Regions from separate parts of the Mus musculus genome. Here region 2 is linked to region 1. The links are chromatin loops, found by intact Hi-C in ENCODE. Cell type or tissue: left cerebral cortex. All regions are shown on one strand.

Region 1 (4,000 bases):
TGTGGCGCATCAGGGGTATCATAGGAAGGTAACCCACCTCTGGCTCTAAAATCTATGTTGAAAGAAAGCAAAAAATCATCTCTGTCCTCTGTCTCCACTGCGGGGGGGGGGGGGGGCTCCTCCTGATTTTAAGCTCTTTAACTGTTGCTTTGATGTTTCCAGGGAGAGAGAGAGAGAACCCCCACAGAGCCTACAGAAGTCAAGCCAGCTGCTGTTGGCTTTAAACTTAATTCTATTAGATCATGCAACTGAGCAGCCACGCTCCCCACTGTTATGTCCTTTATACAGAGGAGGCTAAATACAAAGCTCTTCCAAGTCTCTCTAGTTTCCCGGACAAAAGTTATCCTCATAGCTCTCGTGATGGGTACATCTTCCGGGCCCCTCCACTGTGGACAAGTAGCTTTTACACAAAGCCACTCTATCATTCCAAGTTCCCTAAGCCTTTCAATCCCATCCTCAATAGAATACCACTCCAGGGTGTCAGGCGACTGCAGCTCTCTTGTAGTAGGCCATCTCTGGACCCATGCTTCAGCCAACCAATCAAACAAACTCTTCACACCATTATCTTCAACAGTGCGGGCTATGACATTAAACTCACTATCAAGGCTCAAAGGACCTAAACTGAGAAATTCAATCTGATCCAGTATTGTGAGCCTCCCACCATTATCCCACACCCTTAAAATCCATTTCCTAGCATGTTCCTTTGCCTTTTGGCGATTTGAGTGAGCAAGTGAATTGAGTTCATGATTAGTATGGCGGTGTTTCTGACTTGTAAGGTCAGACAGAGACTTGGGTCTGGTGACAGGTTCAGAAGTAACTAAGGATGTTGAAGACTGGATCTGAGGGGCATCTGCTTTGTCCTGCTGGGTGCGTTCTTTAGACAAGGCATAACCACTTTCCTCAGACAAGGATGGAGAGGCCAAGACAGTGGGCAACTCAGCTTCCTCAGACCCTTCAGAATCTATGTCCTCCCACACATCTCCATCCCAGGTTACCGGATCCCATTCTTTACCAATCAGTGCCCTCACCTTATCTGCAGACACTTTCCGGGCAGGCTGACACATGACCTGGGATTGCACATCAGCTAACCTCACAATGAGGGCTTCAGTCTGTTTTTCCCCAACTTCAATCCTGTGGCGGTAGGAAAGAAGAGTCTCCCCCAGGACACACTTAGAAGCCTTTAGATCATTTATGTGCATTCGGAGCTGGGAAATTTCATCTCTGAATTGGTCCCTTTCCTTTGTTACTTTATCCAGAAATGCCAGAAGCAGCTCGCCAACTGCGTCATAGTCCCTAATCTTGCAGAAATGTTCAAAAGTATGGTACACAGAGTCATTAAGTTCCTTACCGCTCGAAAAGGATGAATCGGGGAGATCGGCCACATTTATCTTCTGCAGCAGCTCACGCCATGGGTTAACAGTGTCATTATCCGGAGAGTCATTATCCGGAGAGTCCTCGGCAAGTTCAGGTTTGAAGAGCCAGCTCGAGAAACCAGCAAGCGCACGTGGGAAATTCATCTTCAGACTTTTGTTTCCCTAGAACTCGGCTACTGCGTCCTACAAGCCTCGGATCCAAATTCCAGTTCGTCCCTGGCAAAAGCACTCTGGGGAGTTGCTAGTGTGGGGTCCGCGTGAAAAGGTCAAAGTTGCCGGAGTCTCTAGCCCCACCTATCCACTGCCATTAGAGACTTTACATCCGGAAATTGCGTAACCGAGTACTACTGACCAACCAGAGCCTGTCCTCAATTTGAATTGGTAGAATTAGCATTAACAGTTAACCAATCAGCAATGAGGTCCCATTAGCCCCTCCTTTCCATATTGAAACTGCCGCTTCCGGATGCGAAGAAACAAATATAAGGCGTCCTGGCACTGTCAATTGGCCGAGCAGGACAGCGGCGGAGGCCCCGCCCCAGCCTTAGCCAATTAGGACAACCACTGGAGGTTCCGCCCCTGCTGGAGGCGGATTCCCCGGCTGCTGGGAATCTGGGCTTTCGGGCGGAGAGCGTTGGCGTCCTTTTATCCATGGCAGCCGCTGATCTCGGGACCACAGAGGCGTGCCTTCGTCCCGCTAGACCGGTAGAGAAGGGGCAAGCGCCTAGGCCCCGGTGTGCACCCTGCCTGAGTGCGCGTGAGTGAGATGCTGGGGTCTTCTCTGCTCGCCCCCTGCAGCCTGCTCCGAAACCCAAGTCTCCAGGGGCCTGTAGGGTGGCAGGGCTGGGAAGGATAGGGGGGTCTGATTCGGCTGGAGGAGTCTGGGCTGGGGTTGTAAGAGAAGTGGGAAGTGCTTCTTTATATTGCAGACATCTCTTCCAGAAGCAAAAGAAAGTGTCTGGAGAGACGGCTCAGTGCTCTTAACCACTGAGTTCAATTCCCAGCAACCACATGGTGGCTCACAACCATCAGTAATGGAATCCTACGCCTTCTTCTGGTGTGTCCGAACAAATAAATAAATCTTTGAGAAAGAGAGAGAGAGAGAGAGAGAGAGAGAGAGAGAGCCCCTGAGTATAATTTTTGAGGACCAAAGCTGGCCGGAGAAGGGGTGGGGGTGGGGTTTGTGTCCCAGTCAGGGCCATGCTTTCCTCCGTGCAGACCCTTCATAGGGAGTCATGTGTCAACAAAGGTTTATTTGCCCCAGAGCACAGCCAACAGAACAGAGAAACGATTCCACCCAAGTGTGGCTGGGTGAACCAAGGAGTGTACGTATTGGGGTCATGACCCAAAGGCAGCTACATCACTGACAGTCCCACCGAGCACGGGTTCTGATCCACCCCCGCGCAGCTTTCAGGCAGCTCCATCTGAGAATGCTCTCCCCTGGACATAGTTTAAATCAACCTTGTGGAGGGAGCTCTAGGAATTTGCAGCCTTCTGAAGAGATTCTCTCCTCCCACCATCAGGGAGAAGTTTGAAAGTCAGGGGAAGTAGCCACTGCACAACAAGCAGGAACCTACATTTTGGTTCAAACCCTGCTTTTGACATTTAGTAGCTGTGTGACCTTGGGATATACATGCAAATTAAAGAAAGGAAGAAAGAAAGAAAGAAAAGCAAAGAAATGAATTGACCAGGAGAAGACTTGTGGCAGAGAAAAAGGCTTAATGCTTCCAGTTCTGGGTTCAGTGCCAGCTCCAGATAGTATGAGACCCCGACTTAGAGCGTTTCTCCCTGGAAGGTAAAGCCCCTAGACGTTCCCCAAGCTTGTTTTCCCTGATCTCTAAAAATGCAGCCAGAAAAAAGCTCTTTGTTCTCTATAGCCAGCAAAAAGCCTTTTTGTTTCTATACTTTACAACCAGAGATGCCTACCTTCCTGTGCCAATGACACGGAGATAAAAATTCAGAAAGAACTCACTCCCCACTCCTGCCTTGTAAATTTCACCAAGGACACCCGGAAGAGAACTCCTCCCAACTCTTCCTAACTCCTCCCAACTCTCCTCCCAACTCCTCCCAACTCTTCCTAACTCCTCCTAACTCTTCCTAACTCCTCCCAACTCTCCTCCCAACTCCTCCCAACTCTTCCTAACTCCTCCCAACTCTCCTCCCAACTCTTCCTAACTCCTATCAACTCTCCTCCCAACTCCTCCCAATTCCTCAGCTAGCTGTTAAAAGCCCCCTAACTGTCACCACTCAGGGTCGAACTCCCCTGCCCTGCACAATAGCACAAGTCATTAAGCTTTAAATTAGCATGCTGCACTAGTCTTTTCTATATGATAAAGGAGTCAGATTAATATTAAAAATAAGTTCTTATATGTGTGGGTATAGGGCAAGCACATGCCCTGACCCATGAATGTATGGAGGTAAGAAGACAATTCATGAGAGTCAGTTCTCTCTACTCTGTAGGCCCTGGGAATTGAACTCAGATCGTCAAGCTTGGCAGCAAGCACCTTTATCTATTGAGACGTCTCACAGGCCCCAGGAATTAGATTACATAGGGAAGGCCCAGTGGGAGTTGTCGTCTCTTGGCAGGCAAGGAAGCAGAGAGGATAATAAGTAAACAGGGTGAGGCTGCA
Region 2 (4,000 bases), 68 kb before region 1:
TGCTTCCTTACTGTGGTCCCACATCAGGTGTGTGATGCCAGGCAGATGATACTGCTTCGAGCCTTAGTTTCTTGTTTTGCAAACAGAAGTGACAGCTTTACGAGAAAGGCAGTTGTGAGCTTGGAGGAAGAGCTTTGAAAATCGAGCCAGCCAACAAGGCTGGCTGGTTCTTCCCCCATTTACACTTGTACTTCCTCCTCCAAGGGTTTGGAGATCTCAGTCCTCAACCTTCTGGGTCTAAAACACCCGGCGGATGCTGGTGGATGCTTGGCGCCAAGTCCTGTCTCCAGCTGCAGCAGCTCCTGGCTCTAAGTCCCTGCTAGGAAGCAAATGTTCTAGATTCTGCTGAGGTCGCTTCCTCTGGTTGGTCTTGTGACTTTGAGCTTGCTGCTGGATAGCCCTGGGCCTCTCTTCTACCATCTGTGAGAGTGTGAGTTGACCTCTGCACAATGAGGTGGACGCCCATTTTTCCAGCCTGTTCTTATTTCCCAGAAAGGACACGTGGTTCTTCAATTGTACAAGTATTGTACATCTTTCTCAAGAAAAAGAGAAACAAGAAAAGAAGAACGATTCCCAATAATATGACCTAGAAACGCTGCATAAGTTATGAACATGTTTATTCCACAACTTGGAAATAATCATTGCAAACATTGGTCTGTAAGTTTCCTGTGTTGGGGGTGGGTGTGTGTTGTTGAGGTCTCACACAGTCCACACTAGCCTCAAGCTATATGGTCACTAGCTCTACGGCTGAGCATGTCTTGAACTCCTGATCCTGCTATGCCTCCTGAGTGCTGGGATTCCAGCTCGCTTTGACACCTTCTTCCTCCCTTCTCTGACTGAGTCTGGCTGTGCAGCTCAGGCTGGCTTTGGACAATGGAGCTCTTCTACCTCCTGAGTGCTAGGATTTGGGCAGACCCCACCCTACCCCACCCAACCTTGTTTTGACCTATCTGCTAGGCAGAGGATCTATCTTTAACAATGAGTCATACTGAAGAGAAAACCTTTCCCACTTAGCATCCTGTAGATGCCTGTTTCCTTTGTGAAAGACCAAATCTCCCTAACTCCCTGATTTCGTCAAGCCCCTCCTCCCCCGCCCTCCCGAACCCTGCCCTAGGATCTAATCTGTGGGACTGAGATTCCAGGGTCCCTGTTTGAGCTCTCTTCTACGGCTTGACAGATTTTGTCTAAATGTAGATGTGCTTGGCTCACATCTGGACCAGGAACCCTTGCTCCAGAAACTTTTGACCTTCTTTTACTTTGTCTGTGAATGGCACTGAAAATTTTCACTCCATCCACTTAGCCCTCATTCATCCATCCACTCACTCACCCATCCATCCATCTGGCCCCCCATCATCCATCTATCCAGCCAGCCAGCCACTTACCCATCCATCCACCTATACCGCCATCCAACCATCCACTCACTCACCCACTTACACACCCACTTATCCATCCATCTAATACCCCCCCCCCACCATCACCACACACACACACATCCATCCCATAATTAACCGCTGCAATTTCCTTGACTACTTTCTGATTTCCTTCCAGGGAGCGGAAAGTTGAATTAAGTGATTCTCTTTTGGGAGCTGGGGCTAGACTTTATATATATATTCCCACCATCGCGGTGCAGATGATATTAAGTCTCCTCTTCTAGACATCAAGGCCTCGCCCTCCTCGCCCACTTGGAGAGAAGCGGGGGAGGGAGAGCATGGACGGTCCGGCATCGGGACCCAGGGGGCACAACGACCTGCCCCAAGTCTGGAGGACCTAGAAGCCTAAGCAGGAAAACCCTTCCCCGAGGCGGGCGGAGGCGTGCGCGGCACCGCCCCCGGGGCGGGCTCAGTGCGTGGCAGCGCCCGCCGGCCCCGTCGCGAAGTTTCCAGTTCAGCTTCTGTCTCAGTGCCGGCGGGTTGTTCCCGAGACTCCGCTATGCGGTCCCTGCTGCTCCTGGCCCCGTTGGCCTGGCTTCTTCTGGTCCAGGCGAAGGATGACGCCAAGCTAGAGGGTGAGGACGCGGCGGCGGAGCTGTGCCTGGCCGTCTGTCTCGCCGAGGACCGGGGTGTCCAGGCGACCTGGGCTGGAAGGGGGGGAGCCGGGGAGCTGGGTTGCGGTCATCTGTCCACTTGCCCGCGGGTGACTCCGGTAGATCACTTCCTCTCATGGGGTCGGGATTCCTAGGTTTGTGCTGCGGGCAGAGGAGGGGACAGCCGAAGTACACTCTCCCCTTGCGCGCCCCCTACCCTCATTTGGCGCTCAGAGGAGTCCATGATCACAATTCCCATAATAAGTAGCAAGACTCCCGTTTATCGTACACGATCTGCTGCAGCCTGGCCTCACTAGTTAAGCACCAGTTAAATACGTTTGCTGGAAGTGTTTTCTTATGTTAACCCCGTTTTCCAGCTTTACAAACTGAGGCTCCAAATCAGCCGCATTCTCCAGGGCATCCTGTTTTCTTCCACCCATGTTGCTGGAGACATGGGAGTTGGCCTGAACATGGTGGGTGGTAGGAATGTGGAGGGCTCCGGTGGGTGAGCCCTGTTGGTAAGAGCACTTGCCTAGCTCGCATGCAGCCCAGGGTTTGGTCCCCAGCGCTGCATAAACTAAACATAGTTGTGCATGCTTATAACCCCAGTACTCAGGGAGGTTGAAGCAGGGTTATCAGAAGTCCAAGGTCATCCTCAACTACACGAAGGGTTAAAGTCAGTCTAGACTACATGAGACCCTGACCAAAAAGGAAAGAAAGGAAGAAAAAAAAAAAAAAAAAAAAAAGGAAAGGAAAAGAACCTGGCTTTGAAACCCATGTGCTGGGAGCCACAGGTTTTTGCATGCCTGCTCCGTCTTCCATCTGTGCTCAGTTATACATAGGGTCACACGCCTTTCGCGTTGGTGATGCACAGTTTTTGAGAAGCTTGGTATTTTAGACTCCAACACAGAGTGGCAAGACCTCATTTCTAGAGATCACAAGAGATTCCTCAAATAAGACCAGCCCCTGAGTCCCCTTAAAGTCAAGGCTCTGGGCATTTTCTCTCCAAGCTCAGAGCAGCTAGGTTTGTTGTTGTTGTTGTTTTGGGGTTTTTTTGTTTGTTTGTTTGTTTTGGTAGGGTCTAATCTAGCATCAAAGGAAGATAGATAAGAGACTCTGATAAGTCCCGACTACAGAGTTGGTAATGTGTGCAAAGGCCCACCTAGTGGCAGGAACCTGGAGCCCAGTGGCAGCCATTTTTTCTCCATTTCACTTTCTCCTGCTTCTGCTGATGCGTGCTCGGATACTCCAGACCATCCCAGTTCCAAGAGCCTCAGTTGCCCTCTAGGAAGCCCAGAACTCAGCTCCCGCTCTGTGCCAAGAATGGAGGCGTCACCGGCAGACACTGTGTTCCACACTTCAGACACTCATTTGGGTCTTCACATTAATCTCTGAAAGGGGGCTCCTTCATCCATGGTTCCTATGGTGGAGTTCAGGAAGGCTAAATTCCTTGCTGAGCCAACTGTTCGTAACACTCTGCTCTTCCACCATGCCTCTTTCATCTCTGCTGACTGGGGTCATAGTTTGTCCATCTGGGGACATCATTACTGGACTTTGGGCAGCAGGAGGGGAAGGCTGAGCTTTCAGGTGGCCAGGCCCATGTGGCCCTGGTGGCTGTTGAGGTTGGGTGGGGGTGGGGCGAGGGGGTAGGGTGGGGGTGCTATCCTGGTGGAACCCATACCTCCTGTTGATACTTTGTGGGTGGCCCAGAGCTCTGATGGGCTTGATGGTGGACTGGAGAGGGTACCTGCATGGGTGGAGACTGGAGAAGCCCCAGTGGTTCTGGATTCTATCTCCAGTCAGCTGTTCTACCATGCTGGGTGCTGTAGTGGATCAGGGGTATGAACGTGGCTGGGTGTGGTGGTGGATGCGCACCTTTGACCCCAGAACTCGGGAAGCAGGGGCAGGGGCAGGGGCATCTCTATGAGTTTGATGCTAGCCTGGTCTACAGAGTGAATTCCTGGACAGCCAAGGCAC

What was found. Hi-C counts contacts between places; a loop is a spot of excess contacts. Peaks named below come from ENCODE experiments on the same cell type or tissue, not always from the same donor. Only the 100,000 strongest peaks of a DNase experiment are listed, where the experiment ranks them.
Region 2: a loop joins it to region 1, with 2.7 times the contacts of the local background. A loop is called at or near these places in 5 of 42 quality-filtered maps.

The regions. Positions count from the first base shown.
Region 1 is chr4:147,866,496-147,870,495 of GRCm38, reverse strand. Miip (migration and invasion inhibitory protein) reads left to right here and starts at 1,777. Exons shown (of 10, transcript NM_001025365.2): 1 at 1,777-2,127. It overlaps Fv1 (Friend virus susceptibility 1), which reads right to left and starts at 1,517. Exons shown (of 1, transcript NM_010244.3): 1 at 138-1,517. The coding sequence starts at 1,517. The coding sequence ends at 138. In left cerebral cortex, a CTCF peak has its summit at 1,931; DNase peaks (open chromatin) are centred at 937 and 1,838; H3K4me3 peaks cover 2,392 bases; H3K27ac peaks cover 952 bases.
Region 2 is chr4:147,934,607-147,938,606 of GRCm38, reverse strand. Plod1 (procollagen-lysine, 2-oxoglutarate 5-dioxygenase 1) reads left to right here and starts at 1,831. Exons shown (of 19, transcript NM_011122.3): 1 at 1,831-2,005. The coding sequence starts at 1,930. In left cerebral cortex, no CTCF peak of the experiment used is centred here; DNase peaks (open chromatin) are centred at 285 and 1,842; H3K4me3 peaks cover 1,095 bases; H3K27ac peaks cover 1,236 bases.